Regions from separate parts of the Homo sapiens genome. Here region 1 is linked to region 2. A link is an interaction called in ENCODE POLR2A ChIA-PET data of the cell type or tissue named here. Cell type or tissue: Panc1. All regions are shown on one strand. Each heading gives the region's core, and the rest is flanking DNA. Links, peaks and the distances in the headings are about the cores only. Region 1 overlaps UNC5C (unc-5 netrin receptor C). Region 2 overlaps BMPR1B (bone morphogenetic protein receptor type 1B).

Region 1 (16,034 bases), core at 5,130-10,129, 130 kb after region 2:
AACAAGAAAAAGTAAGGCATATATGTATTTAAATAGAGCAATTTCATTTAACATTTATTCATTGTCTCCATATGGTAGACATTTTATTAGGTACTTAGGATGAAGATGTACAAGACACAGAAAGAAGACTAGAAAGGTAAGCTGAGGTGTGCTTATGAAAAGCCTTTCTGTCATGCTATGGAAAGGCAAACCCTCAAAGGAGCAAGATCAGAGAACAAGGGTGTCCATCAGAGTGACTGATGGAGTGAGGCGGTGGTGAGGAGCCTGAAGTTAGTTAGGGACTCATTTGAATAAACCATGAGGGATGATGGGGTCCTGAACTCAGCTAGTGATAGAGGACAGGAAGAGGAGGAAGCAATTCTAGAAATAAATATATCATACCTTGAAGAAGATGTAGGTATTTGGAGAGCGCCAGAAGGCAAGGATAATGTTATATTCTCAGCTACTGCATTGTTAACTTGGTACAAACACTGAGTGGCATAGTATCAAGATGGGCAGGGAAGCAGAGAGAAAGATAAATTCATTTTGGTACATGTTAGGTTTGGCATATCTATGAAACATTCAAACTGAAAAGTATAGTAGTCTAGATCATGGTTCCTAAACCTCAACCCTTTTAATTTTGGGGACTGGGTAATTCTTTGCGGTACAGTTGTTCTTTGCATAGCAGGATACTTGGCAACATCCCTGGACTCTACCTGCTAGAGACCATTAGAACCCCATCCCAACCTTAACAAAATAAGTGCCTTCAGACAATGCCAAATGTCCCCTAAGGGGAAAAGTCACCCCCAGTTGAGAACCACAGGTCTAGGGCTTGGAAAAGAAGGCCTGGTAGGATTTCTTGTGCTTCACCAACTAGGCAATCGCTGAAGCACTGGAAACAGATGGCATCACCAGGGAGAGACTGCAGCATAAAAAAAAGAGGACAGTGACATTCAAGAGGAAAAGCTGTCATCCAATGATATAGAGTGAACAAAGCGGTAGGAGAAAACCCAAGGAAGTTAGCATCAGAGCAGCCAAGAGGAAAATAAAATTTTAAAAAATGGGGAGGTCAATAGGAGAAATGCAGTGAAGGACTCAGAAGTACTCATAGGAGAGAAGTCATTGGTCTGGGAAGTTTAGGAGTGACCGGGAGCAGAAACCAAGTTGTGATGAGGAGTGGCCAGGAAGTGGGGAAATGACCATTCTGGGTACTGTAGGGGCGGAGGGAAAAGTTCTCCTTAGCCCTCTGAAGGTTCACTGGAAAATCAACTAAGTCACAAAAGGCAGATTAATTGGAGAGAAGACAGACAAATTTTATTTAACATGTACACATGGGAGCCTTTGGAATGAAGACATAAAGATCCAGGGATAATTGTCCATTTTTATGCTTCCGTTCAACAAAGTCTGGACAGCCATGTAGAAATATGATTGGACAAAAAGAATCTGACCTAATGTTAACAGACTAAGTGGAGAGGCCCAGCAAGACTGTGGGTCTAGATTCTTCCTGGCCTCTCTGAGCATTCATTCCTTCCTTCATCTGGGTGTCAGGCAGGACCCTCTCTGGAATGGGGGTCTTATGACCTATGATCACACAAGGTAGGTTAGATAAATTTTTTATGGTCACTTTTTACACAAAATGGAGGATGGAAATTTAGAATAATATTTTTCAGTTTTGTGGCTGGTTTTGGACTAAGGGGGTTTCTATGACTCGCCTCGGGGGAAGAGGGATTGTCTTTTCCATGGCTGGTCTTGGGGAAGAATGGACTGAGAGACAGGAGGGCAGGAGAAGGTCAGAGAAAACTTTTGCTTCTGAGGCCTTCATTTTGGGGTATTGTTTTCTAAGTCCCAATGGTATCTACTACTCTTTTCCAAAATTTTAAGGTGACAGAAGTTAGTAGCACCATTAACGGGCAGTGGGTTTGAGTGCAGCATGCTGTAATTCTTCTTAGAATATGGTGCAATTTTTGGCACAGTTTTCTAATTCTTGCCATATAAAGGCACATTTTATGTAGGCCCTTATTTCCTAATTGAGAATGGCGACAGCTACAGGCATCTACTTCCAGAGACAGGTTTAACTAAACCATCACTGAATACCACAGAATTATTTTAAGGGTTTGGCTTTAAGCTCTATGTAAATTTTATCTAATTTCTAGAATGATCTCACATTTAACCCCCTACAAGGCAATACTTCTTCCTGAAAAACGCTTTTAATTCCTGCCGTAAAACCTCCTCTCTGGCTTTCAGATTGTGTAATGAGCATAGGATATATCGCGGCCGTGCAGCACAGAAGCCGCTCATTTCAGCATGCTGCCTCGCTACTCTGCGAAGGGAGGGTAGATAAGATTTTAAGCATATCTTTTATCATCTGGAGAGATGTGATAGAAGGCAGGCCAGTTGCCTTGCAGGCAGAGTGAACACAGGGGTGACGAATGAATAAGAATGAAAAACGAACACTTGTCAGCTGGGAATTAGATGTAAAACAGAATGGTTCAGAATAATGTGGCCATTCCTGTCAGAAAAAAAAGACGAAGTTCTGCCCTTGGAAGACCTTTAGGATTCTACATTCTGCTTTCTTTCCATTAGTTATAAGACTGCTACTAAAATTAAGTATGAAGTCCTTTCATTAATAACCTAGATTACTTTTGCAAAGTCAACTTGGCATGCATCTAATTTAGTCATTGATTCTGCCAATTAAAAGCTATCGTCATATGTATGCTTTCAGAGAGATGTTTACTTAAGAACATGAATATTGGCTTAATAAATCCATACACTGAAATCCAATTAGCAGATGTAGAATCAGACCTGAAACAATATAGATTTCTATTTTCCATTTATACATAACCAAAGAAAGTCCCTTTGGACACACACATGTGCATACAAAGTCTCATTTTTTGGGTGGTAGAATTTTGATGCTTTCAGTGATTTTTTTTTTGCACAATATACTGTGGCTACAAATTAGCTGTGATGCAGAATACATGATTCATGGCATTCTGCAAACATTAGCTCTGCTTTTTGACAAAAAAATGCAGTTAGCAGAAAAGAAGACTCACTGGGAGACAGATTTTCTGGCCTTCAGTTTCCATATTTACGAAATGAAAATGAATTACTAGATAATTCTGAAGGATGATTTTGCTGTAAGGACCTATTACTGAACAGACTGAGATTTTAAATACACATTTTAGGGGGGAAAAGCTTATCCTTTGTGGAGTAAGGTACTTCTTGGTTGCCATTATGTGTCCAAGAGAAATAATAGAAGAAATTATTTCAAAAGTCAAGGAGTTGACGCATCTTTGAAGACAACAGCTTATAATATTCTCCTCAGAACGACTTTCACAGAACTTTTTGGACACTTGGATCTACAGGTGTGAGTAAGAGTTAGAAACTAGGGAGAGAAGTGGGTTACAGAAATTTGGTATTTAAAAAAATTAGCAAATTCTTTGTATAAATCCTGGAGAGTAATATAATGTAATCCACAAAAGCAGATGAAAATTCAGGCCCTGATGATTGTAAATGCACTAAGAATTATTTTGACAAAACTAATTGTCTGTCTCCATGGGACAGAGAGGATAGGGGAGGAAAATGCCTATCCAAAACAGTGTGGAAGAAAGCCTGTCATGCCAATGTGCGTATTTACAAAAGGGGCAGAACATCCTGCCTCTTCCCAGTGCCATCTCTTGAGCAACTTTGCCTGTCACTGTCTGAAAAGGGTGAGTGTGACCTATAATAGGAAAGTGGAGGCTCTATTGTCATGGGTCATACTAACATCTCTCCACCTTTGAGCCCTGCTGATTTTAGAAGACTAGGAGAAAATATCAGCAAAAGCATCTCCCTGTGTTAGCTAAGCAGGCAGGTTGTGGATACTATTGCCTTGAAGAAGATAAGCATGTTTTATTCTAATTTAAAAATGATTTACATTTATTAAATATTTATTATCTCACCAAAGGTACTTCATTATGCAGAAAGATTTATTTATTAGAATAAAATATTTTTTTCTATCCATCGTTAAGCACATAATAACTTTTTTTAAGAAAACAAAATATTGGTGATGTGATAGACTGATATTATGAAGCAAGTAATTCTTCAATGGGTATACTTCAATAGACTATTCTAGTGGAAATCTAAATCCTTAAATTCCACAGAATGATAAGACATAAATGATATGTTACATTATTACTGTTGTTCTTTTTTTAGACTTCATCAGGTTTTGTGAATATTAAAATAGATATTGAATCTGAAAAGTTTGGAAAATTATAAAGCACAACGTATGTAATAAATTATTATAATTACATTTATTATTACTCAGAGAGTTCTGAAATGAAAGGTGATTACTCATCTGCATAAATTTTGTACACATAATTCTCACACACACTTTGGCCATAAGGTCCATAAACTATAGTATCTAATATTCCTTATTGTTCTTATGGAATTTCAGGTTTATTGCTGTTTTTCAAACTGAGTGTTATGACCCTTGAGAGGGTTACAACATCTATTCAGTGGATTAAAACCCAGCATTAAAAAGTGTGAAACTGAATGAACAGAAGTTATCAAGATATACATAGTCTTATAGATGTGTTTGTGTATATACACTCATATGTTTCTGTGTGTAAGGATGCGGGTATGTGTCTAGTGGATCATGATATCAACCTATTTTTTATTGTAAGTCAAAAAGGTCTGAAAACCACTGGGTAGGCTAACACTGTGGCTGAGAACAAGGTTTTGGCATACAAAACCCTGGGTTTAGGTCCTGACCCTACCACTTGACTATCCATTTGACCTTAAGCACATTGCTTAACCTCTTCCTGCCTTAGTTTCATCAGCTTATAAATGGGTATAATTTCACAGGGTTATATAGGAAAGGTCACCTATAAAATTCTAAGCACATGCCTAGCATATAGTAAGTGCCCAAAAGATAATAATCCCCCACTCTACTTTTTCCCCGAAGTATTAATAAATTTTATTAGGCTATACATCTACTGTTATCACTACTAATCAAAATAAACATAACCAAGTGAGACAAAGCAATTGGGAGGGCTAATAATTGAAGGTGATGTTTCATAAAGAGATATGCAGGTATTACCCTGCTGTGCTTGATTAAACTGCAGATTCCACACTCAGGTTGGGCCCTGGGAATCTACAGTTTTAACAAACTCCACAGGTGTGTTTTCTGCATAACACTAAAATCTGAGAAGCACTGGTTGATGAATTGATTCGTTGATTATGGAACACCAAGTTACGCATGGCACTGTGGGCACTGTAGGAGGCTGTGGGGAGCCATGCAGATCTGCTTCTGCACGGTGGCTCTAAATGCCTGCTTTACTGGGTCCGTGTTGGTGTGTCCACAGAGTCCCAGAGCTCACTTTTGTACCAGCTGATGGCTGACATTGTCTAGCACAGGACTTGAGTTTCATATGTCTCCAGGGGCCATTCAGGTAACAAATGGGAGAAAGCTAGGCATAAGATTTTTTTTCTTGAAACATGACACCTACCTGGGTTGTCTTTTGTTTCTAACTTTTAATGGAGATGTGGGTACAAAACCAATCAATCAGCTTCCTCTTTACTCTCGTTACTTAGCTCCGGCTGCATGGTGCCAATAGGAATGCAGGCTCAATGGGCCACAGACCCCAAATCTGATGACTAACAGAAGTTGGTAATATGGAGTTTTATGAGATTTTTTTTTCTAACTGTATATGTTGTCAGCTACTTAAAACTTTATCAAAATACTTGTGTGGGCCAACATTTTGAGGACTAAACCAAAAAAGTGGGATGCCATATTGCACCTGTGGACTGCTACTTTGAGACCAATGGTCCAGATAGTTCAATGCTGAAAGTGTCAAGTTACCTTAATGTTTCTTGTGGCCTCTCTCTCACCTCAAGAGAAAATCCCCAGAGCCTTTTGCTTCTGACTGTCAGACACTTAACCAAGAAAGCCAACAAGAGATGTTGGTGAGTAAAGCTGTTTTTGTTAGTAGGATTGCATACATAACATTTCATAAATTCATATTTTATAATTATTCACTTATACTCCTTTACCTACTTTCAGAAGGAATGTTAGGCCATAAATGTGGGCACTTCAGAAGATTAGCTGACATTTTTAATAAATGTAAACCAATAGCACCTGAGTTAGGAAAAGAAAAAGCTTCTTGATGGCTGAAAAGACACTTTGCAGTCATTTCTGTAATTCTTGATGATTACTTAGAATAAAAATGTCTCTACATTCTTTTCGGAACCAATGTTGTCATTTCTACAATTGCTTTGAAGAAAAACCTGAAGCTCTTTCAGGTATAGCAGGAAACAGTTAAGAGTGGTTATGATCTGAATTATTGTTCTTTAGAGTAGGAATGGCAAATATTTGGAACCACTACATTCCCTTCCAGCTCGTGTGTCTATACCTAACTGACCACGATATTCTTTTCTCCAGAGTCTGGATTTAGCTTCAGGATCTGCTCCAACACAGGACTCTGGGAGGCCACAGCGGAGCAGGGATTAACAGGCAAGATGCAATGAATCTGCATCCTCAGCCTAGAGTTCACTGCACAGAAACTCCTGATATGCAATGTGCCTGCACAGTTATGGCCATGTTTTTATCCGATATCATGTCACTGCTTAGTTTTACTTCAAAAAACAAACTTAATCCCAGCCTTGAATGCTACATATTAAAATTTAAAAAATACTTTGAGATCAAATAAATCTTGGTGCTTGGTGCTGGGTATATAGCAGTGCCTTAGTAAATGCTGAGTTAAATTCAGTTCCCAAAATAATCTGGCAATTCCCTTTACTGAAGGCCTGGAAACAATTTCCCTTATGATATATAACTATAAAATGTCTTACAAGTCACATAGTCCAACCCCCTCACTTTACAGATTATTTATTTATTTATTTATTTATTTATTTATTTTTTGAGAGGGAGTCTCGCTCTGTCACCCAGGCTGGAGTGCAGTGGCGCGACCTCTGCTCACTGAAAACTCTGCCTCCTGGTTTCACACCATTCTCCTGCCTCAGCCTCCCGAGTAGCTGGGACTACAGGCACCCGCCACCATGCCTGGCTAATTTTTTTGTATTTTTAGTAGAGACGGGGTTTCACCGTGCCAGCCAGGATGGTCTTGATCTCCTGACCTTGTGATCCGCCTGCCTCAGCCTCCCAAACTGCTGGGATTACAGGCGTGAGCCACCGTGCCCAGCACTTTACAGATTATATAACTAGAACTGTGAGAGGCTAACTCACTCATTCAAGCTCACCAGCTATTTAGAAGTGGATTACTCCATGATGTGAATTTGCTGGAAAATGGATGCCGCGTAGCAGCTGTATTTGTTTCCAGTGGAAATTTCCACAAACTTCCTGGCTTAAAACAACAGAAATATATTCACTTGTAGTTCTAAAGGCCAAATAATTGAAATCAGTTTCACTGAGCCATAATCAAAGGGACAGCAGGATTATGCGCTCCCTCTGGAGTTTCTTAGGGAGAGACCATGACTTGCCTCTCCCAGATTCCAGTGGCTGATGGCATTCCTTGGCTTGTGGCTACATCCCTCTAATCTCTACCTCTGTGGTTACACTGCATTCTCTTCTTCAATCTGTGTCAATCTCCCTTTGTCTTTCTCTTACAAGGCATTTGTGATGACCTTTAAAGCCCACCTGGGCAATGTCAGAAAATCTCTCCATCTCAAGATTCTTAACCAAATCTGCAAAGATCCTTTTTCCACATAAGGTTAATATTTACAAATTCCAGAGATTAGGACCTGATGCCTTTGGGGGTCATTATCTATCCTGCTGTGGTGGTTACAAGCATGGAGCCTGGATCTGCTCTGCCATAGTTTAATCCTAGTTCTGTACTTACTGAGGTTGCTATGTTTTCATTTCTTCATCCATAAAATGAAGATAATTCTATTACATATTGTATAGGATTACTGTGATGATTTTAAAAGGTAATATAAATAGCACACTTAGGACAGTGCAGTTACATAAAGAGTCCTCTGTCAATGTACTCATTTACATACCCACTTCCTCCAGCCCCTAAATCAGCATTGCTGTCAAGTGTTCACAGAGTTGATGGTTGTACTGATATTTATTTCTTTAAATTTTACTAAGAAGCCAAACTCCAAATATCAGAAATAAGCTTCTTGCTTCCCAAATTGAACTGGTCTTGACAAAAAGGCCCTCGATCTGTGGAAATTCTGTACTTAGAAGAGCTTCATGTTGTTATCTGCTGCTGGCCAGCTTACTCACTTTCTGACCTAGGCCTGACCCTGCATTAAGCAAATACAGCTGCTGTACTATGATTCACATTTTCATATTTTCAGGTGCTTTTCAGTTAATTCTTTTTACACACTCACTGAACAATGGTGTTGAACACATTCTAATATTTTTTTAAAAAAAGCTGTTTTAATATATTTTCAAAGTGCTCCTCTAGCAAATGATTTCATGGTCACTCAAAGTAATAATACTGTGTTCTTAAAGGGAAAAAAATGTATCTTTCTTCCAATAATGATGGAAAGTGCTAATTATGTTGTCATAGCAGACTAGAATTTATGCTTAAATCACCAAATCTGGCTGTTAACAGGAAATAACTGCTGTGAACCAAACAGTGAAGCATATTTTGGAAGAACTAGATTGGCCTTCAGAGCTTTGGGCATTTATTAAAAGTGAAAAATGCCTGACTTAATGCCATAGAGCCCTGAAATGTTAGCTATGGTTTTCTTTTCCAGGAATAGAGTATCTGATTTTTGCTGGAATTTTTAAAAATAAAGAAAAATATTATTATGCTAAGCAACTCTTATTGTGGTTTGTAAATATAAAGGTTATAGAATATTTTAAAAATTGAAGCTCGGTGCAGTGGCTCATACCTATAATCCCAGAACTTTGAGAGGCCAAGATTGGGGATCGCTTGAGGCCAGGGAGTTTGGAATCAACCTGAGCAACAAAGTGAGAACCCCCATCTCTACAAAAAATAGAAAAACTAGCAGAGTATGGTAGTAGGTATCTGTAGTCCCAGATACTAGGGAGGCTGAGGTGGGAGGATCGCTTGAGCCCAAGAAAGTTAAGGGTGCAGTGAACTATGCTCATGCCACTGCAGTCCAGTTTGGATGACAAGCAAGACCCTGTCTCTGAAAAAACAAATTAAAGAAATAAAAAGTTTGGTGGTGTTTTTTTTTTTTTAACTTATCTTTCCTTCTCAAATATTGTAAACAATAAAACAAACAAAAATCAACTATATGCAGTTCCCTCTATAGTTTGAAAAGTCAAGAATGGTTGTATGTTTTTTGCAACTGTGTGCAATGAACTGGACTGCAAAGAGAAAAGTTTGTTTAAAATTCAGATTCAGTGTTTCCTAAACAGGTGACATGGGCAAGTTAGCTAATATTTCCATGATTCTGTTTTGTTATTTACAAAATGAAGATAACAGAACTTACTTCATAGGATGTCGTATGAAGATTATGATAGTTAACATGAACAAGGGTCTTATAACAGAGTTAGGCATACAGTAAGCATATAATAAATGTTGGCTACTAGGACAGAGACTAAAGAAGAAAGAATAAGGACAATCGACTTTGATTTTTTTCCTGTTGTTTTATAACCGCATTTTGCTTTTGTAAGGGGTAAAGTTTTCGTTCTCTCTTAGGAATTTACCACAAACACTTTCATAATATCATAACTCATAACCAGGAAGAGCGGTTAGAATGATCTGCAGCAAGTCAGCAGAAAGGTAAGCTTGGTAATTTCTTCAGTCGTGCCAAGCCCTGGCTATCACTTACTGCACTGAGATCATTTAAATGAGAGAAATTCCAGGGAACAAAGACTCTTTAGAAGGGAGGACAATTTCAGCCATTCTTCGTTATTTCTTGACTTTTGGGCATTTATAGGACAAACACATTTGTATTCAGATAGTCTTGTTAAAGAGTTTTTTAAAAAAATAAATATTTCAGCTAGCACTCCAAATGACATCCACTACAGAAAAGAGGAAGAAAAAAAATCCATACAAGCCACTCTTTTATATTCAAAATGCATCTTTAGTTTCAGAAAAAAAATGATTATATGTCATCACAGTATTTTTTAAGGTATGTCTTAGGGATAAATAATAAGAAATATGCCAACTTTATGGATGAGGAAACTGACATACCAAAAAGCTAAGGCTCTTTTCTCAGAGTACAAAAAAAAGAATGCAATGATTGCAGACAAGCTGTTTTCTTGCAAATAAGCATTTTAGCCATAAACTTCACTTTTCATACAGCATAAAACATACTTTAATAACACATTTTTGTCCAGTGTGTTACCAGCCCTGCCTATAACATACGTATAGATGATTTCCCCCAAAATATGACTTATGAGACTGTGTTCTATGAATTCGTTGTCTACCTCTCAGAATAAATATGAGCTATAAATGCCTAAGAATTTGTGGGGCATCCATGAAACTTGGGAACTTCTGACCATCTACAAAAGCAAATATGTTTGAAAAAATATAGACTGACACAATCAGGTATACATTATAATATTTAATCTTGAAATAGGAATAACCTGATAATACAACTGTCAAGATTTATATAAAACAAGAGTATTAATTAATTTATTGTTTAAATATTTTTCCCTTATCTAAAAATGTCTAAAGTATATATTTAATCTTATCCAATTCAAAATATGGCCTCTGTTACTTATAATTGGATTAATGTGGGCTTTAATGGTTGTTATACAAGGTATCATACTACAACTCAGAAATGTACCTTAGTAAAAATGCCATTTATTCTGGTGTACAGGGGAGCCTGCTGAATCCTGCCAGTACATTTGGTGTTAGGCTACTAGAACTGTTTATAGTATGACCTTCATCTTTCAGGATGCTTGTTTAAAGAAATGCATTATTTTTGTTAAATTGTATAATTAATTTTGTTTTATGCCAAGTAGAGTAGACAGGTAGAAAATAAAAAAGTAACACATAAGGCCACAAATCAGGACTTCTGTACATGTGAACCAATATAATAATTCATGAGATTACATATATATATACACATATATATACATATATATACACACACACACACACACACATATATATATATATATATATATATATATATAAATTTTTTTTGTTTTTTTTTGAGATGGAGTCTTGCTCTGTCACCCAGGCTGGAGTGCAGTAGTGCGATCTCAGCTCACCGCAAGCTCTGCCTCCCAGGTTCACGCCATTCTCCTGCTTCAGCCTCCCGGAGATTACATATATATTTAACTGGAGATACTTAAATACAGAAATGTCAATTCATTCATTCCTTTATGATATTTCTTGAGTCCCTACATTGTGACAGGAATCACCCTAGGCGTTTTGAATTAATCAGTGAAAAAACCAAACCCAAATCTTTGCCTATGTGGACCTTACTTTCTAAGGGGGTGAGGGGGTACAGAATACAAACCATTAACTAATAAATAAGTAAATGTATGATGGTTTAGAAGGTGAGAAGTGCTATGCAGAAACGTAATAAGTACAAGAGTGTAGAGGCAATTACGTCCAGCTACCTGATGTTCTTGAATTCCTTGGGGAAAAAAAGTATTTTTATTAAATGAACAAATGATTCACATTGAATAGTATCTTCACTTTTCCCCATCATGTACTTTCAATTTAATTCAATTTTATTTCATTTTTTTATGTTTTAATTTATTTATCAGCAGCCACAGGCAAGGGACGTCTTCTAGGCACTGGAGACAACAAGGAAGAAAAGAAAGTCTCTGTCCTTGTGAAGCTTACATTCTGGTATGGCAGATGGTTAACTCAAAAGAAAACAAATAATGATGAAGAAAAATGTTATGGAGAACAATAAAGCAGGATTAGGATTAGGCAAGTGACAGGGTTGAGGCCCGGATAGACAGACCCCTCTATAGGAGTGACATCTCAGTATAAATCTGAATGAAAGAAGAAAGTAAGCCAGTTTTAGACTTGGGGTAAGAATGTTTCAAGTGAGAAGAAACAGTTCTTGCAAGCAGCCTATATGTGGAATGAATCTATTGCATTCTGGAAACAAGGAAATGGATGTGGTTAGAGCAGACAAAGCAATAAGAAGAGAGGCAGGAAGCCAAGGTCTGTTTATGTTTCTGTATTATAAATAATAGTGAGCTTTTTTTTTTTTTTTTTTTTTTTTTTTGAGACAGGATCTCACTGTCACCCAGGCTGGAGTACAGTGGTGTGATCATGGCTCACTGCAGCCTTGACCTCCTGAGCTCAAGGGATCCTCCTGCCTCAGCCTTCTGGGCTGACAGTAGTATCCCAGCTGGGATCACAGGTGCACACCACCACACTTGGTTAATTTTTTTTGGCTTTTATTAGAGACAAGGTCTTGCTATGTTGCCCAGGCTGGTCTCAAACCCCTATGTGCAAGTGATCCTCCCACCTTGGCCTCCCAAGGTGCTGGGATTACAACGTAAGACATTGCACCAGTTATAAACATTATGCATGTAGAGAATAAGATGTTTTTGTGAATTGCCAGCTGATCTACAAATCCTTGTCTCCTCCTCCCTTCTTTGTACCCAGTGTACTGGTTAAACACATGGACTTGGATGCTGGCCTGACTCACTGCTCCATATACCACCTGTATAACCTCAGGCGATTTTTAATCTCCCGTTGCTCTCAATTTCCTTGTCTATAAAATGGGAATAATAATAACACTCATCACATAGAGTCCTTGCAAAGACTGAATGATCTAATACATAATACATGATTGAAACAGCACTTCCATTATTATCAGTATTATTATTCTGGAGCCTATCTGTCCAATGCAAACCACATGAGGCTTTCAAGCACTTGACCTGTAGCTGGTCATAACTGAAGCTATTGTAAGGGTACACACACTAGCTCTGAAAAACCAGTATGACAAAAAGAAAGAAAAGTATTTCATAAATACTTGTTGATATTGGTAATACTGTTGAAATGATAGTTTAGACATACTGGACTCAGTGAAATACATGACCGAAATAATTTTATCTGTTTCTTTTTAAATTGTGGCTACTAGAAAAGTGTAAACAGTATTTGTGGCTGGCATATTTCTATTGGACGCTGCTGTTTTAGACAGTGTGCTGGATACTATAGACTCACGAATATGAACAAGACTTGATCCAAATCCACAGGTGGGTCACAAATGTAGTTATTCTCTCAGTGAAAATGATGAGTGAGCTGTGAGAGGAAGCCAGGAGGGGCCACCTTGATCATCCTTAATTCTTTCTAGGAACTACCTTATTCCTCTTTGTGGCCAGCAGGCTTTGTGATGCTGGCTGTGATTTATTGGTTTGCACACACGATCGAGAGGAAATCCGGAGGAGCCATCCTGCTGTTCCCCGGAAGATGAATCTTGGGTGCATGTAAATCCCATTATAGCTCATGACTGTAGGATAAGGGTGACCATATGGCATGTTCTTCCATCCTCAGGCATGGGCAGAAGGGGTTGGAAATTACAGTCAAATTTTATGTGAATCAGCAGAGAATTTCAACCTCTAGGATTGACAGTCTAGCCCTGGGACATGAAATGGTAAAGGAAAGACAGACTTTTCAGTTTTCAAAGTTTGCTCAGTATTGATGTTTCAAAATAAACATATAAAGTTGTTTAAAATGGTTATATCCATTTTTATGAACACCTATTATCATTCGCTGAGCATTTGCACTGTGTCTGGCACTATGTCATATGTTTTACAAGTTTATCTCATTTAATCTTAAAATAACTCTTTTTCATGCTATGGTTGATGAAACTAAGGCTCCCAGAGGTCAAGTAACTTGACTAAGGTCACAGTAGGAAGTCATGGCACTAGGATTCGAACATGAGTCAATCTGTCCCTCAGCTTGTGCTATTAACCAGTCTCCTATGCTGCTTTTTCCATCATATCCTTACCCCCACAACACAATCACAACATTGTCAACAATGGTAACATCAAGAGCGGCACTATTGAAACCCAAATTGTTCCTGAGGAAAGACCTTGTATGTTAATATTTTGCCTGAACCTTAAGCTTTGGGATTCACTCATCAGCCTGTAACAAGAGACACTGGAAGAAACAACCCCATGATGACACTGGGAGCTGTATTACAGTAAGGGTTCTGCACAGGACACCATTGTAGTGGCAACTTGAATTCTCTCAGAATAAACTTTTCTCTGAATGAAAACTACCAGACCCGCCTAGGAAATTTGGCACTGCTGTCTTGTTAATGTGCAGGATTTTAAAGCAGATGTGTTATGTTCTCAGCACAGCCTGGCTGAATCCTAACTTTCATATTTCCATTTTTTCCTCTGCCTTGATTGTCTCACAAACCTATTTTTACATTTTACATGGTTTGAATGTGTGAAATATTGTAAGCAAGCTTAAATACATAAATTAATAGTCAATATTCATTTATGGTTTATAAACTGAAAATAGAGCTTTTTCATGAAAGAACTATGGGCCCCTCCACAGTACATCAAATGAGCATAAATCTAATTAGGTAAGAGGTAATCATACTTATTTAAGTTTAGCATCGTGGTGATCTTCACCTCTGATGAGTTTAAACTTAAGTTGCCATTTATGTGATGGCCCTCGGTCAAGTATTACTGGGCAGAGCACCACAGTTCACTTGATACAGGACAGAGTAGAAAACCCATAAGTGGCTGGGCACAGTGGCTCACGCCTATAATCCCAGCACTTTGGGAGGCTGAGACAGGCAGATTGCTTGAGTTCACCAGTTCGAGACCAGCCTGGGCAACATGGAGGGACCCCTATTTCTACTAAAAATACAAAAATTAGCCAGGGATGGTGGTGCATGCCAGTAATCCCAGCTACATGGGGGGGAGGCTGAGGCAGGAAAATCACCTGAACCCAGGAGACAGGTTGCAATGAGCCGAGATTGTGCTATTGCACTCCCGTCTGGGACAGGGCAAGACTTTCTCTCAAAAAATAACAAAAACCAAAAACTAAAAACCCCACAAACTTCTGCAACATTAGCAAGGGGCTTCTAATGATAAGGATCAGCCTGTACAGAGAGAATTTGAAAATTCAACCTTTTTTGTTCTCATTATGATGCATATCTTTATGAGTCAATCTTTACAAGTTAGGTGGGGTTCCTTCGGTACACACATATGAGTTCAGTTAGCTACAGAATTATAGGTGAACTGCTCTTGAATATTATTACATGAGGGTGAAAAGGTACCTTGGATAAATAATGTTGACCTAGAAGAAGAGTTTGTTTTTTTATTTGAAAATAGATTGAAAAGCCATGAAGTAAATAGCAAAGTTTATAGAACATACTGCAAAGAAAGGGGTCTTATACCTATATGTACTTAATGTTTGTGTGCTGAAAAAGAATATATCTACTCAAACACATATAATTATATATATATATGAAATTGGCACAACAATGGTCTCTGCAAATTACTGAAAATTGAAGGCTTATTAACTAAAAATTCATTATTTGAAACTATGCAGCTCTTAAAGTTCAGCTTTAGCAAGTCAATGTAGTGTGGAATGTAGACTGGCAATTTTAAGTATATATTGTGCTTGCTATTAATGAATACATAGAAATGAAAGATAAAAGAATAGCTTTCTTTCCTTGTGCCTCCTTTGATTACAGTTTGAAACTGATTTTGAATTCAATTAAATCTTTGACTGAAACATTTGCTTTTTGTTCTTTTTAAACATGATTAAAAGTATTTTTCTTTATAATTAATAAAAAATCAATTCTTCAGAATTTGTGGCAGTGGATGTTGTGGTATGCTACCAGGATCCCCTTTCAGGCCTGGTCCCACCTGTTGGAAGTGTTGACGGTGAAAGTCTCAGCTTCTCTCTCCTGGAATCACCCTCAGTGGTGCAGAGCTGACTTGGCCCTGGTTACACATGCTGGTGGGGTAGGGAGTAAAGGAGGGTCTTCATCCACTGACTAGTCTATGTAGGGGAATACAGGTCTGCTCACCCCTTCAGCCTCAGGGTGCTATAACTCTGAAGGGCCATGTGAGCTTCAGATTCCTATGGAGTCATCACGTGTTGTATTTGCTCTGCAGGTCAATTTCTCCCTCTGCCCAACCATTGCCTTTATTCCTCCACCTGATATCCTAGTACCCTTAGCAT
Region 2 (16,034 bases), core at 5,548-10,547:
TTATATGTCCCACCTTGTCAGAGTAAAACAATTGCATGTCTTTGTTGGTTCTCTCCTTCTCCCCTTTTGAAACCTGTTTATAGATCTAAGAGCTTTACAACAGCTGGCTTAAAAAATACTGTTTCACATGAAATTGTCATGTGTGCATGCCCATTTTAAGAGTAAAGTTTTTAAAATAGGAGGGGAAGGAAGAGGGTTTTTTTAGATATTTAATATATATTTAGCAGTTGTTTAGGGTATAAATTTGATCTATTGGTAATGCAATTTTAAATGCTGCAGCTTCATTCTGACTGAGTTTTATCTTCATTGTTTTTTTTTTCTAACTTTTTTTAAGAGATGGCATCTCACTATGTTGCCCAGTCAGGCCTTGAACCTCTAGGCTCAAGCTATCCTTCCACCTCAGCCTCCAGAATAGCTGGGCCTACAGGCATGCACCACAGTATCAGCTTGCCTTTCATTGGCTTTTAACCTGTAAATATTTAATATAGCTTTTGGCAAGAAATATTCTTTAAGAAATTGTTTTTATTCCCTGGAAAGTTTTTCTTTTCCACTTTTCACTAACTAAAGCCATTGTTTCAGAATCACCTTGATTCGTTTTTGTTGGTCCTCTTCAATGCTGTAATGCTTTGCTTTACTTTTTCCTTAGTGATACAAATGAAGTTGACATACCACCTAACACTCGAGTTGGCACCAAACGCTATATGCCTCCAGAAGTGTTGGACGAGAGCTTGAACAGAAATCACTTCCAGTCTTACATCATGGCTGACATGTATAGTTTTGGCCTCATCCTTTGGGAGGTTGCTAGGAGATGTGTATCAGGAGGTAAGAAACAGTGCTGTCTTTGAAAAGCTACTATTGGAGCTACTATAAATCCTTTCTTTCTGATCAGAAATCAAAGTTATCATACTGTCTATAAGATCTGGTTTTATTTTCCCCTTTATTTCTGTTGATGCAGTCATAGTGCTTCCAGGAAATTATATTCGACATCCTAGAATAATCTTTGACTGCTTCCTTCCTCCAGCTGCCACTAGACACACTGTCAGCCTACCCTGCTTTTTCAAGCATCACTGTTTTCTGCTCTGTGTATTGTCTTATTTCTGTCTTGGGTTCTTCCTCCAGCAGTTGCTCGATGAAATCAAACCCCCTTTTCTGTCCCTGCCAGTTTATTCTCACCTAGCTGCTGGGCCCCATCCCCAACTCCATTCCCTGGGATTTCCTCTGCAGAGATGACAGTAGGCCATAAATGTGGGGTCGGACACCCATTTCTTACCTGCTGTATTTTTTATAAAACTTCCCCATAAAGCAATTTGAAAACATCAGTTTTTTATCAAAAGGAAATTAAAGTATCAGAGTATTATTTTTTTATATTGTTTTTTCTACACATATGAGGATTCCCTAGTAAAAACAATTATAATGAACAAGAAGACATATTTAAATATTCAGAAGTATTATTACTTGTACTATTTTGATTGCTCTACAGTCTGTCTTCGAGTAAATTCTGACACCTTTTAGGCAAGGAGCTGAATCTTTGGCTTTTCTGTATCAACTCTTCTGTATGTTATTCCATGGTTGTGCTCATTAAAAAACCTTGATGCTGCTGCTGTTCCTCATAATGGCCAATTTAAGTCTATCTTCATGAAAACATGAGCTTGCTGAAGATTCTGAAAGTGCAGCATGCACTTAACTAGTACTGAGATGTGTTCTTGTTCCTGCTATTTATCTGTGATGCCTTGGACAGGTTATAAACTTTTCTTTGTTTCAGAGTCCTCTTAAAGATGAATTGAATTATTGTATCTGCTTCTGTGGTTGTATGGTTTCAATGTAAAGATAATGAGAACTGCCTGGCACATAAATAGCACTCAATACATGTTAGCTATTATTACTATTAATACTTTTCATTTTGGTTGGTAGAGCCATAACATCTTTAGGTTCATATTTAAATACAAAGAAGAAACAGTTAATCAACCTGCATTCACACTTCAATAGAAAGATCATTATCAGTGGCACAGTGCCTTCTAATAATCACTTTGGGAATTCTGAACCTGTTTTAAGAAATTTGAAATAGAACACATACTCTCTGAAGTGAGGGAACTATTTTGTGCAAAAGGAAAGTTAATGCAGGAAATTTTCTCTAACCAGATATTGAATAAATTTCTCATTCTAAGTGTAAAGAAGAAGTAACCAAAAAATTTAACAAATTGTCTATGCCTTGATTTCACGCATTATAAAGAGTAGATAAGCCTCACGTTTGCATTCCCAGCATTTTGGGAGTCCAAGCGGGGAGGATCAGTTGAAGCCAGGAGTTGAGGACTAGTCTGGGCAATAGATTGGGACCCAGTCTGTATTTAAAAAGAAAAAAAAAAAAAAAACAAGTAGACGAGCCTTTTAAAAAATAATATGCTTATACTTAATTAAGATAGCTTTATGGAAGTTGAAGGTGTAGAGAACAAGGTTATTTTTCTAATTATGTTTTCTTGAACATCTAAAACAAACAGGGCTACAGGAAGCCTATATTTGAAAGCCTGTGGGCCAAATACAGGAGAAATTATTCTCAGCTTAAAAACAAAGTAGCTTTATATAAACAGCAGGGTATTAATTGCTGTGCTAGGGTATTAATTTGCTTTGCTAGGGCTGTCTTTGGATGTGGAGATTTGCTATAATGTTGCCTTATTGTTAGAGGTGTTGGAGTCCCTGCTCTGTCCCATACCAACTGAATGGACTTGGGCAAGTTACTTAACCCCTGAGAGCCAAGTTTCCTCATCTGAGTAGTGTGGAGAATAATGTCATCTCAGAAACGCATTTGTGAGAATTTAATAAGATAATTTATATAGCATACCTGTTTCCACAACTGGGATAGAGGAAGCTCTCAATAAGCGATTTTATTTTTCCAGAGAGGCAAAGCACACAAAATTCTATTTTCTAACACTTTATGAAGATATTAGAAGTTTTTTGGGCTTATCTTTCTAGTCCAGGCCCTTCTGGGTGAAAGAGACACATCCAGATGTAGGCCTTTCCATCTTTTAAAGGAGAAGAAAGACAGAAAGGTTTGAGGTTTCAAACAGAGTTAAATGGCAGCTAACAGGAAATTTTGAAAACTTGATTACATGACATGGAGAAAAGAATAAGGCCTATTATTCAACAGTTAGATTTGAGTAATTCATAATTTTAAGTGGTGAGCTCTGCCTTCGTCTGTTGTAGTAGATACACCTACCCCACCCCATCCATCAGTCCATCCACCAGCGGAAAATAGGAGATGGGTTAAAGAGATGTGGGCTTTGCCTTCAGGCTGTTTCCAGGGCCATGGTCCTGAGAATGAGAAAGGGAGAAAGAACTGAAATGAAGCAGAGCACATCCTGCGTGTTAGGCCCTGTGCTTTTCTTATCTCATATGGAGGTAAAACACAGTGAAAGGAAATATTAACATAGATAATACATATAATTAGCTCTGTGGTCACAGCAGGGCACAGGACAAATGGTGAGTTGGAATGGTCTGAAAAAACTTCTGAACCTTCTGGTCCTTGATGATTTTATAACAGATTTGAGTTTACAAGAAAGAACATAACACAGACCCCAGATTTTGGCAGAGTAAGCCCCCAGTGAATTTAACGATGTGATATATAATCTGCCAACTTGACGGCATCATCTTTTTCAGATGAAAAGCAATGATATTTCTATAAAAGATGATTTAGGATAGGGAGGAGGGGTGCTCCCAAAAGATTGTTCAGAGCAGCAGCCTCTAATGTAATTATTATAAGGAGTTAATCTTAAGAAGGTGAAAAAGAAGATACTAGAAGCCTGCATTTTTAAAGGAGAAGAGGAAGAAGGTAGAAATTAAATACTAGGAACAATAAAATGAAAGTTTAGTGTGCATTTTTATGAAGATGCTATAGATTTATATTTCTTTTCTTTTAACAATACATATTTTTTCTAATAGTAATGTATTCCTTACTGAAAATTTGGATAAATATAGGAAAAAAATCAGATAATCCTTGAACCTAAAAAATTCATGGTTAATATTTTTGGGTGTCTGTAATTTTCTAAATTTTTAATGTGCAAAACCACATTCCTACAATTAAGCAGAAAAAATGTAAATCTGACATTTTGTTCAAGTAGGATACACTTCTGAATTTATTATGATATTCATAGTTTCATACTATAGTAATAGAAACAGTCACATGTAGTATGAGTTCAGGATATGTCTTGCAGATTTGCATTGAGATTTAATATAGATTTGTCTTTTAATTTGTTCTTCATAAAAATGGAAATAAATTTAAGATGCTTGTTTTACTTAGCTTTTGGAAATTAGGAAAGAAAGGCTTGAAGACCTATGACAATATTTTTCATTGGGCTTTGTATTCATTTTTTCTAAATTAGATTAAGTACCATTTGGGTAAATATTTTTCAAGATTTATTTTGCTATTTTTCTGCCTGAACTTGTCTGTAATACTGATAGCACTTTTCCTTTGAGAACTGTGTTAGACTTTTATTTCTACTTCACAGAAAATAATAATAATAATAATAATAGTAACAACATATTTTTAGGTATAGTGGAAGAATACCAGCTTCCTTATCATGACCTAGTGCCCAGTGACCCCTCTTATGAGGACATGAGGGAGATTGTGTGCATCAAGAAGTTACGCCCCTCATTCCCAAACCGGTGGAGCAGTGATGAGGTAAGGCTTGAGGTAACCATGTGGCTGTGACAGACTTCTAAATAGACTTTTCTTTTTTAGCTAAAATTCCACATATTGATTGTAGGAATTCTTCTTTTTTTGATGGTGATGGTGATGGCGCCTCATTGCAGTAATTTATATGAAGATAAGTGTAGTATGTTAAATTACTTGTTCTACTTTTCCAATTTTATTTTGCCACTTCCAGAATATATTGAGTGAGTTGGTCAGTGTTTAGCCTGCATAACAAATAACATTATTTTCTTTATTTATAATGTCTTGACATTTGCATAAAACCTATTATTTCTCTGTGTGTGTTTTTAAAGCATCATAATTTTTCTCTGTGACAAACCCATGTACAGCATTCTCCCATTTTGATTAGAGAAAAAAAGTAGGCATGTTAAAGTGATACAGGTTGACCTAGTTAAGATGCCTGACTGTGCTGGGTGTCTTTGTTAATAAGGATGACGAGATGTGATTTGAACAAATCCACCTTCAGCTTGGCTCTAAGGCTGTAGTGGTGAAACCTACATAGGTCTGGAAAGCAGCGGCTAGTAAGGAAGAAATGAGTCTTGCCTTTCCTGACTCCTCCTCCTGTTCCACATTCCTCTCCTTCCACCCTCGCAGCCTTCAAACTCACCATGTTCTAGAGTTCTCTGGCAGACTGGAATGTTCAAGATGAGTTTGAAGCACCACTGGAAAAAAAAACAGGCTCTTATCAAACGTACCAAAGCACTGCAAAGGGGGGACAGAGCACTATTTCTGAAGTGTAAAAGCCATTTAAATATAATCTCTGGGCCGGGCACTGTGGCTCACATCTGTAATCCCGGCACTTTGGCAGGCCGAGGCGGGTGGATCACTTGAGTCCAGAAGTTCGAGACCAGCCTGGCCAATATAGTGAAAACCCATCTCTATTAAAAAATACAAACAATAGCCTAGTGTGTTGGTGCACACCTGTATTCCCACCTACTCGGGAGATTGATGCACGAGAATTGCTTGAACCCGGAAGGCGGAGGTTGCAATGAGCCAGGATCATGACACTGCACTCGACAGACCGAGACCCTGTCTTAAAACAAATAAACAAACAACAACAAAAACAAAAACACCTTTGGCTCATTGGTTTTGTGTCTGGTTACTAAAATGCTAAATAATATATACGTTTTCCAGCAAGCTGTGCAGAAAGCTTTATGAGATGCTGGAGCTCTGTTATTGTGGGCTTTTGGTGTTACTTGATATCTCTTCACTGAGGATTTCTTATGAAGTGAAATTGTACTTTTCAATAGGAAGACCAATAATTGATGTACCACAGGAGAAAGTTTTAGTGATGCTGTGCACAGGTCATTAATCTTGTTAAATGGTGCAGTGTGATGCTATTACTGCAGCAGACAGCTATGATTTAGGAATAACTGTGTTTGTTTGCATAGTATGGAATTAGATAAAAGATTAAAACTTATCAAGTGTTATAAACAATCTGGGAGTATTGAGTGGAATACAGACTCCCTGGGTATTTTTATGTTTGCTTAACACTAATTTCAAAGACACCTTTCTACAATCAGCAGAACCACCTGCTTGTTTCTATCACAAAGAAGACATGAACATCTGTTTTAGTCATATATAATTTTGCATGAAAAAAGCTTACAGAATTTTACTTCTACATGGTTTTAAGGGTACCTTTTAAAAATATATTCAAACTTAATGAACCTAAAACTAAAAAGCTACATTGTAACAGGTGCCAGCCTTGCAGATGATACATTTTTCTAACATTTCTCTTCCTCAGTGTCTAAGGCAGATGGGAAAACTCATGACAGAATGCTGGGCTCACAATCCTGCATCAAGGCTGACAGCCCTGCGGGTTAAGAAAACACTTGCCAAAATGTCAGAGTCCCAGGACATTAAACTCTGATAGGAGAGGAAAAGTAAGCATCTCTGCAGAAAGCCAACAGGTACTCTTCTGTTTGTGGGCAGAGCAAAAGACATCAAATAAGCATCCACAGTACAAGCCTTGAACATCGTCCTGCTTCCCAGTGGGTTCAGACCTCACCTCTCAGGGAGCGACCTGGGCAAAGACAGAGAAGCTCCCAGAAGGAGAGATTGATCCATGTCTGTTTGTAGGACGGAGAAACCGCTTGGGTAACTTGTTCAAGATATGATGCATGTTGCTTTCTAAGAAAGCCCTGTATTTTGTGATTGCCTTTTTTTTTTTTTAAGATGCTTTCATTTTGCCAAAATAAAACAGATAATGTGGATGGTTTAAGGGTTATAGTATTATAGTTTAAATAATAACAACAAAATTCTTCCCAGGAACTCTGCTGGAAGGTAAATTAAAATACTTGTTTTTCCATTGGTAAAATATTGTTGCACTCTGTGAACCAAAAGACAGTCTAAGTTGGAGGACATAGAACGGAACTCATCTTAAACATACTCCCCACCCCGTCTTGGCCTCCTCAGACCACTTTGGCCATCCCTGCATTTGGGGCCGCTATGGTAATGTGAATGCACTGGGTACAAACACCGCCTGTCTAGGACCACATTTGGAATTCCTGCAGGTGGCCTTTTGCAGCTTCAGGCAATATGGAACAAATGAAGGTTTATGTGACTCTAATAGAAGTAATTGTTGATAGGTGTTCTTCAGATCCACTTCTGTTTCTGATTGAGTTAGGCATCTCTTTCATGGTAAAACCCTTTTCATTAAACACAAAGAAAGCTTTTTTTTTTTTTTTTTTTTTTTTTTTTTTTTAATGTGCAGAGGATTGACCTGTGCATGCTTTTGATCTCTCATTCAAAGGATCAATATTAAATAAAATTGTCATGAGCTGTGTTGAAGACAGGGTGCTTTCAAATAGAGGTAATTTGCTCTTGTGTTGTAAGAGGAACATGTCAACAAAGATAGGAAATGAGGGTGATCGTGCAGATGGCTTGTATCTTATATATGCAAAGGAGCCAATCTCAGAAGCACAAAGAAAAAAGTGTGCATACCTTATTTTGTACAGATAAAGATGATGTCTTTTTGTTATTGTCTGTCTGTTTTGTATGTGTCTGAGATAAGGGATAGAGAGGAAACATCCGTCAGGCTAATTTAACTACATTTTATTTTAAAAATAGAGAAACATAACCTCTAGATGGGACAGCAGAGGACAGTTAGTAGAGGCCACAAACTGTTATGGGCTGCTGTGTTTTGTTCTAAAATCAATATGGTTGGAGCATGTATATCTTAGGTGATCATTTCACATCTTAGGAATGCCTACTCATTTTATTTTATTCTAGTGATGCTCAATTCACTATTTAATTTATTATATTTTCTCTTCTGTGGCACTTATACAAAATATCTCTTCACCTACTTAGTTCTACAGGGTTTTAACTTTGGAGCAACATGAATAAAATCATCGAGAAGGCCAATATTGTTTAGCAACATGAATACAATACAGTTTAAAGTTGTACACATCCTGCTCAACTTTATTCATATACATTTCCTTTCTGTGGTTTTCTTTTGCTTCTTAGAAATTCTGTTAGTGGTTAGTAAAGAATTTGAAAGTACTTTCTCCTTGCTGTTTTTTTTTTTTTTTAAGACATTCCTCCCAGAATACTCCAGGGGGCAGTGTTTTATAACACATTTTCCCCACTGGGTGATTGAAGGATGGAGGATTTTTGAAAATTTGACAGCTACATGAAACATGAGAAAACATTTTCCTCACTTCTGAAGTCGGTTTGCAGCTGGTAACTTGTTCATCCAGAAAACATTCTAAAGCAATGAGACTTTGTGAGCTGTGCTTACAGTTTGGGAGAATCATGAAGATTCTTTCTATATTTTGCATTTACTTCCCAGTGCTTCATAGCTGCATTTTGTTTGTAACTAAGACAGAAGAATTTCGTAATCCTTGAAATTGAAAAAAAAAAAATTGTGTTTTTAAAGAGTGAAAACAGTTAGAAAACAAGTAGAACTGTAATCAGAACGCTGCTTCAATTGATATTAAAAATAACCTCAATAATAATGTAAAGGTTCCTTTCTCTTGTGTCAGTTATATTCTTAGGGATAGCCTAGAAGGAATATATGGTTAGAACTAAGTGTGACTAATCATCTGAGCCTTGAAGAGAAACTTCAGTGCCTCTAAACAGATCATCTACAAAACAACAGGTAAACATTTATGCCAGTTAAGTGGGTCATGTTTTTGTTTCTTGGGTTTTTCCTAAATTTAAGTGAGGTTGGGCTTACCTTGTAGATAAAATTATGTTTTCTTTTTGGTAAATACTTGAACGTGGATAACGTCAAATCAGAATATTTTGTGAGGAGGTGATGATTTGAAATTAAGCTAGATTTCTAGGGAGGTGTTGGTTCCAATGAAGGATGGGAAGAAATTAAAATAGTCTTCAAACTTCTTCCTTATTATATTTGGTTGCTTTGGAAAAGATTGGTCCTATCCTCAATCTAATTTATTCACTATTAATATTTTAAAAACATTCCTGAGATACTTAAAAAGACCCACTTAGCGATTATAGTTGCTCAATGAAACAAGAATTTATTTATGCATAGATTTTTCTCTGTATCTTACCAAAATCCACTTTACTTAGATAACACTAAATTGTTCTTAAAGACTACTCATTTCCCAATAATCCTTTATGATTTCAAAATTTCTAGTGGCTCAGAAGTGAATTTTATTTTATTTGTCTTTCACTTGAATAAATGAGAACCCAGAAATTAATAATGTTGTTTATTGCTTACTGTCAGGACTATTTCAAAGACTAAGAAGAGTTTCTTCTAACCCCTCCCTCTCAAAGGAATCCTAAATTATTAGTTGTTAGATAAGTTTTGTATGCTAAGATATTCAGGTTTATAGTTTATGTATGTGTGTATATATATAAATATATATGTATATATAAATATTATGTTCAGTTTGGAGTCTGGCACAACTCCATTATGTGGATTAGAGAGTAAGATATTATGGATGATAAAGTACTAAATGAAACATAATATTTATTTATAAAAGTGTGTAGATTGTTAAATCACAAAAAGAGTGCTATGACCATTATGTATGAGGAAACAGGCCTTTGACCTCCTGGAAAGCACTGCTCAAAAGTCATTAGTGCCCATTTTTGAATTCCCCAAACAGAAAGCTTCTTAGAAAACATGCTGAGATTTTATTTACAGGGAATTCTTTGACACATTTCAATTGGTGTGTAGTCAAGTATAGCAAGTACTTAATAATGACTGAATTTCATGTTCCTACAGTCATACATATTCATTAGAAGTTTTATGTTGTTGGTCTGATCTGATTCTTCTTTGTTTGTGGGTGGAACGGCACTGAGAGAAGTATAGTTTTTTAAACTTGAACATGTTCAGTAGTTACATTGCCTTAGAAAACCCAGACACATAGCAGTGGAAATGAAAGAAATGGCATCAGAAGTGACTTAATTTAGCAATTGTGATTCCTCTTGTAAAACAAAACAAAAAAACAATGCCATATTTTTTGGAGAAAAGTTGGCAATATAGGGGTTTCGTTGTCTGTTTCACAAGAAGACTCATTTGTTCTTTTGGGGGAACCAGTGCCTTACAGATTTTGTATATACTGTAATTATTCAGGACTAGGGAACAAACAATTGTATTGTATTTGTTACAGATTGTATATGGCTTTGTTTTAACATTCCCCTAAATAAAATGGCTTCATTCTCCCCTTGGAAAAAAACATGACTGTTATGTTATAGTTGTGCTTATTTATTTATTTATTTATTTATTTATTTATTATCTTTGAAAATATCCCATTGTAGCAGGTGGGAAGGCACCATGAAGGAGGCAGATGCAGGTAAGTTTTTCACATTTCATGGCAGGAGGACAAGAGAAATGGTCTGATGGCTTCTACTTTCTTTGTGAAGGAAACACAGTCATCTACTGAGAGTGAGGGGAAAGGCAGGGAAGTCAGTGGTTTAAGAGAAGTGAAGAAGGTTTAAAATTGCACTGGAAAATTACAGCTTGATGGGGAAAGAGCCAGATGGTTACGGGCAACTCTGAGGGCCAGGTTAGGCTTCCTGAAGCTGACTGTGGCACAGTGGCCAAGCGTAGACTTGGGACTGCCAGGTGGCCTGTTGGTGTGAATCCAGCTTCCCTCACTCCCTCAGTTGTGTGACTGGGCACATTTTGACCTCTTTATCATGCAAATGCAGCAACAGGTCATGGAAAGTAAGAATTATTACTATCAAGGGGCTGATGGGCCAGAGGAGGGAAGGAATTAATTAGAGGAGCTAACAGACCAACAAACAAACAAACAAACGAACAAAAAACCCAGGTCCCAGGACAGGGAATCCTGATGGGGCGGAGGTGGTATCTCCGCAGTTACTGAGAGAGGGGCTGTGGTCAGTTTCTTCCCCTTGAAGATGTTTCTTCCCCTTGAAGATGAGAATGATGTTAATATCCACTATCTGGAGTTGTTCTGAAGATGAAATGACATAATCCATGCACCAAGCATGTGGTAAGTGCTCAACTATAGTATTAACAGAAATTCATAGTGCCACTTTTCTTGTGGTTTATGATTTTTTTTATCTTTTTGTCAGCAACCCAAATACAGGTATAGAGACAACGAAGATAGGATTCATTCAGGGTACTGGTTTATCATGCAAACGCAGCAACAGGTCATGGAAGGTAAGAATTATTACTATCAAGGGGCTGATGGACCAGAGGAGGGAAGGAATTAATTAGAGGAGCTAACAGACCAAAAAAAAAAAAACAAAAAACAAAACAAAACAAAACAAAAACCCAGGTCCCAGGACAGGGAATCCTGATGGGGCGGGGGCGGAGGTGGTATCTCCACAGTTACTGAGAGAGAGGCTGTGGTCAGATTTCAGAGGGGGAGCAGCTGAGAGTGTGATCGCAGGAGGGGGTGAATTTAATTCATAGGCAACATTGTTGGTGATGAAAGAGGAACCCAAATCCTGGCCTTTAGATTTGTTGTCTTCGTGGATTTTGAAGGTGGCAGTCTTGGGAGAGGAAGGTTGTGAGGCAAAATTCTCCAGTGCCACAGGAGAATGGGAAGGGACGCAGGCAGTGAGAGGCAGAGAGAGGGGCTGGCCAGCTGAGCCGGGAGGCCTGACATGCAAAGCATTGAGTTTTTAATGCAATAATCTGGAATCAGCAGTTTTGTATGAGAAAGACCCCACCTGCCTCCCAGCTGTGGAGTATTTGAGATGTGGAAGGAGGAGGCTGTTGCTGCTGCCCCTGAATTGTCACCTCTGCGAAAGGGGAGGGAATGTGTTAGGGCTATTGTTCCAAGCATTGTGGACCCTGGAGGGCAGAATGAGAAGTTTGGTTTGTGAGGGGATCCATTGGAGATTGGATCAGGACCAGGGAAGCCCAAAATTGTCTGGGGAGTGGAGAGTGCAGGAAGGTTTGCGTCTGACGCAGAGAGAATGAAGAGTTTGCGTGAGATTGGTGGTGGTTAGCCAGCTGCACTTGTGTCAAAAGAGTGCATCCTGATGCTGGAATTCAGACTGACCTGCTTAAATTCCACCATTTTCCACTTTTTTCATTCTTTGGAAGTACATAATCTGAGCCCAGTCTTCCCACCTGTAAATTCCCACCTCTTCGCGCTCTTGTGAGGAACCAATAAGATGAGTGTCTGAATTATGTGAGGGCCCATGCCAGGTACATCACAGGTGCTCAGAAATACTGCTCTTTCCCCTTTCTTTCTTTTCTTTCTTTCCTTCCTCTGTTTTCTTTTTTTTCTTTCTTTCTTTTCTTTTCTTTTCTTTCTTTCCCTCCCTCCCTCCCTCCCTCCCTCCCTCCCTTCCTTCCTTCCCTCCCTCCTTCCTTCCTTCCCTCCCTCCCTTCCTCCCTCCTTCCTCCCTCCCTTCCTCCCTCCTTCCCTCCCTCCCTTCCCTTCCCTTCTTTCTTTCTTTCTTCTTTTTCTTTTTTTCTTTCTTTCTTTCTTTTTTTTTTTTGACAAGGTCTCACTCTGTCTTGCCCAGGCTGGAGTGCAGTGGCATGATCATAGCTCACTGCAGCCTCGATCTCCTGGGCTCAAGTGACTCCCATCTCAGCCTCCCAAGTAGCTGGGACTACAAGCATGCACCACCATGGCTGGCTAATTTTATGTTTAGTAGGGACAAGTCCTCACTATGTTTCCTAGGCTGGTCCCAAACTCCAGGGCTCAAGTGATCTCCCCATCTTAGCCTTCCAAAGTCCTGGGATTACAGGCGTGAGCCACTGTGCCTGGCCAATGCTGCTTTTTCTTCCTGCCATTAGTTTAGCAGGATCTACAATTAGCAACATTTAAAACCAGCTGAGATTTGCTATTGGTACATCTCTCCCACCTTCTGTACACCCCACTTCTGTGTGTCATGGGCTCAAGTTAAACTTTTCGCAGAACTCACAGGCATACTGACAGTAAATCTCAGCTGAGGAAAAAAGGTTATTTTGTTGGCATTGGTCATTTTGTAAGTTGCAAGCTTGTTGTCTCCATCTGGTCACAGCAGCAAAGTACAGATGACTGCACTCTCAGAAGTTTTGTCTCTGCAAAGTAATTTCTAATTTCTACCCTAGGTTCTGATCTGAGCTTAGCTGTGGGGATCTCTGGGGCTGCTGAAGGTTCTTTGCTTGGCACCTGTATGCTGGTACTGAGAGACAGGAGCAGAGGGAGGCCAAGCTTCAGAACTCTCCAGGGACCTCCACTGAGAGACAGGGGCTTAGGTTGGGCCCTCAGTGAAGTCTTTGAAAATGCTTGCATGCCATCCTAGGTAAGGCCTTCTCAGCAGGAATCTCAGCTACCAAAGCTTCTAATTAGGGGTTAGTGGTCTGGTAACAGGGCTGAGCCTTTGCCACCATGGGTTTTCTATGTAAAGTACAGTTTTTGTTTGTGTTTTATTGTTTTCATTGTATTTTCATTGTTTTATATGGAATTTGAGTTCTCTGGCTCAGCTGCAGCCCTTACATCTCCCTTTGATTTTACCCAGGTTCCAGTTTATATATTTCCATTACTTCCTTAGCCTTGGAGAAACATTTGAATTCATGATCCCAGCATGGATTGTTTTAAGTCACTTTCTTCCAGCCCATGGCATGGACCAGCTTCTCAGTGCTGGGCAATTGCTTACACCCTTCAGCCACGGAGGCTGAGGGGAGGGGTGGGGGCAGGTGGCAGTCCATCTAAGGAAGTGTCTCCAGGTCGTTCTCTCATGGAGGACAGGGCTGTCTTTGATTCTAGTCTTCAGCCTCACAGCTGCTTCGCACCTCACAGCTGGAGCCCTTGGCTTGCTCGCCCTAAGGCAGTGGCCAGCAGTCCTGTACCAAGCTGAACTCCTCTGCTGGTAGTTGCTTACCTTTCATTTCCTACCTATTAGTATAGTTGTTTGCAAGCTTCATTTAAAATCAGATCTCTGGGGGCAGGGCTTGACACTCTATTTAGAAGCTCCCGCCCCAGAGAATTCTGCAGAAGTTCTAAGACATTGGTTCTCACCCTTAACCGCTCATTAGTACCACCCGGGAGCTTTTAACACCCAAGACCCAGGCTACCCCCAGACCACTTCCATCAGAATCTCTGGAGGTGTGACCCTGGCGTTAGTTCTTAAGGCCTCTCTGGTGATTCCAGTGTGCAGCTGATTTTTTAGTAGCACCATGCTAAAACCTCATCCTGTGCCTGCAGGAGGTTGTGATCACCATCCACGCAGGACCCAAAGCCTTTCTGTCCCACCGAAGAAACACGTGGCAGCTCTGAACACGCAAGAGAACCTTGTTATTAAGTGAAGGAGGCAGCACTTTGTTGCTTATAAATATAATTTATTACCTGTTTAAAAATTCTTTCTTACATTTTGTACATGTTGGCTGACAGAATAAATGCAGGCAATTTACAAACCAAGGGGACTGCAGGGAAAATCAGGATTGGCAGCCAGGGAGAGAAAAGAGGCACACCCGGAGCTGGTATCCCTCACCTCCACCACTCAGCAAGGCGCCGGACAGATATCCGGAGGGCACTCTGCCTCTGCCGGGGGGTTTTTTTAGAAAAGGAATTGCATAGAAGATACAGCAAGAGGGAACTCCACAACAACAAAAGTGTTCCATATCGGAAAAGCCAAGGTTGTCATGTTTTGTTTAAAAAAGAAAAACGACAAAGCACAAAACCTCAATCCGACCTTTCTGCAGTTGAACTGTTCCAAAGGGGACAGTAGGTGGATGACACTGCCTCTTCAACACGACTGCTGGGGATTTTTCTCTGACAAACATTGGTGTCTTCTTTACAAAGAGCAAAGAGGAAGGTCACCAACTTGCTTCAGCTCAACATTAAACTCAACACATATAACACCATGACATCACACACACACAGTGATGTTCCCTGCAACTGGGCTCGATGCATTATGTCTGGAGGGCGAGGGCTGCGCTACCAATGGCAGATCTAGGAAAGCGTGAAGAAGAGAATGCAAATCACTTGTTCCACTGTTCTGACTGCTGTACTTTTTCTTGTCCATGGCCTGGAGGAGTAGACATCTGAGTTTTTACCCCTACATGTACAGATGCCATTTGTTACTTTCGGGATAGAAAAGGCAAAGGTATTTTACACCAGCTGTAGATTTCTTGCTCTTATATGTCACTCCGAACAGAGTTGTTTTAACATTGAGAACCTATGTAGCTCAGGTCCCCATTCTCTGATGCTGCCTCCATAGTGCTCAGGATCAGAGGCCAAAAGAGAGCCCATCAATCCTTAGGCTGCTGATCAGCAAAACCTGCCTACAATTCATCTTCTACACACCAGTACTGAGGGTTATTCCACCCCGGATCAGCGCCATCAGGTTCTACAGCTGGTCTGATAGTACTTAGTCCAGTAGACCTTTGGAACTTAAAAATGACACACAATTTAGACATATTTGTAAAAGACCCTTAAATGGTATGACTTGCAATTTATATTTTTGTTGAAGGACAAATCTGAAATGGTATGTTAAAAGGCTGGCATTCAGTAGCAAATACTATGGCAGGTGGGCAGCTGACTATATCTCAGGGTAGCTTCCTTGTTTCTACTCAGAAGCTAGTTGGGCCACAACTGTCACGACATTCTGCAGAGATTCCCAACCTGGGATTCCAGAAGATCTCTGGACAGGTCCCTTCAGTAGGCAAGCGTCTGAGTAGACAGCAGGCTGATGAAGAGCTGCTAATAATTGGTGGGCTTGCTGTGCCAGTACACTTGCGGAGTACCTGTTGGTTTGTCCTGCTGATGCCCCCCAACCATGCTAAATAGGTCTGAGGCACACATTACATTTGGTTGAATGAGCCCGTTAATATCCTACCACAGATGAATACAATGAGGTGACAGGAAAACCTAGGAACCATGACTTATGAAGACTGGCTGTTAAAGTAGCATTTATGAAAATGGGGTAAGCACAAGGCTGATAAAACTAA

Evidence for each region. Peaks named below come from ENCODE experiments on the same cell type or tissue, not always from the same donor. Only the 100,000 strongest peaks of a DNase experiment are listed, where the experiment ranks them.
Region 1: POLR2A ChIA-PET joins it to region 2 with 6 read pairs; 1 of 35 experiments calls an interaction of 5 or more read pairs at or near these places.

Annotation. Positions count from the first base shown.
Region 1 is chr4:95,281,224-95,297,257 of GRCh38, forward strand. The region is part of intron 3 of UNC5C (unc-5 netrin receptor C); the gene reads right to left. Among named protein-coding and RNA genes, the nearest start is that of UNC5C, 260 kb to the right of the region's middle. In Panc1, for the core only: no CTCF peak of the experiment used is centred there; no DNase peak of the experiment used is centred there; H3K27ac peaks cover 1,544 bases.
Region 2 is chr4:95,148,102-95,164,135 of GRCh38, forward strand. BMPR1B (bone morphogenetic protein receptor type 1B) reads left to right here. Exons shown (of 13, transcript NM_001203.3): 11 at 647-822; 12 at 4,542-4,672; 13 at 6,447-10,347. The coding sequence ends at 6,572. UNC5C (unc-5 netrin receptor C) reads right to left here. Exons shown (of 16, transcript NM_003728.4): 16 at 14,403-16,034. Among named protein-coding and RNA genes, the nearest start is that of UNC5C, 390 kb to the right of the region's middle. In Panc1, for the core only: CTCF peaks have their summits at 8,241 (motif pointing right) and 8,446; a DNase peak (open chromatin) is centred at 8,338.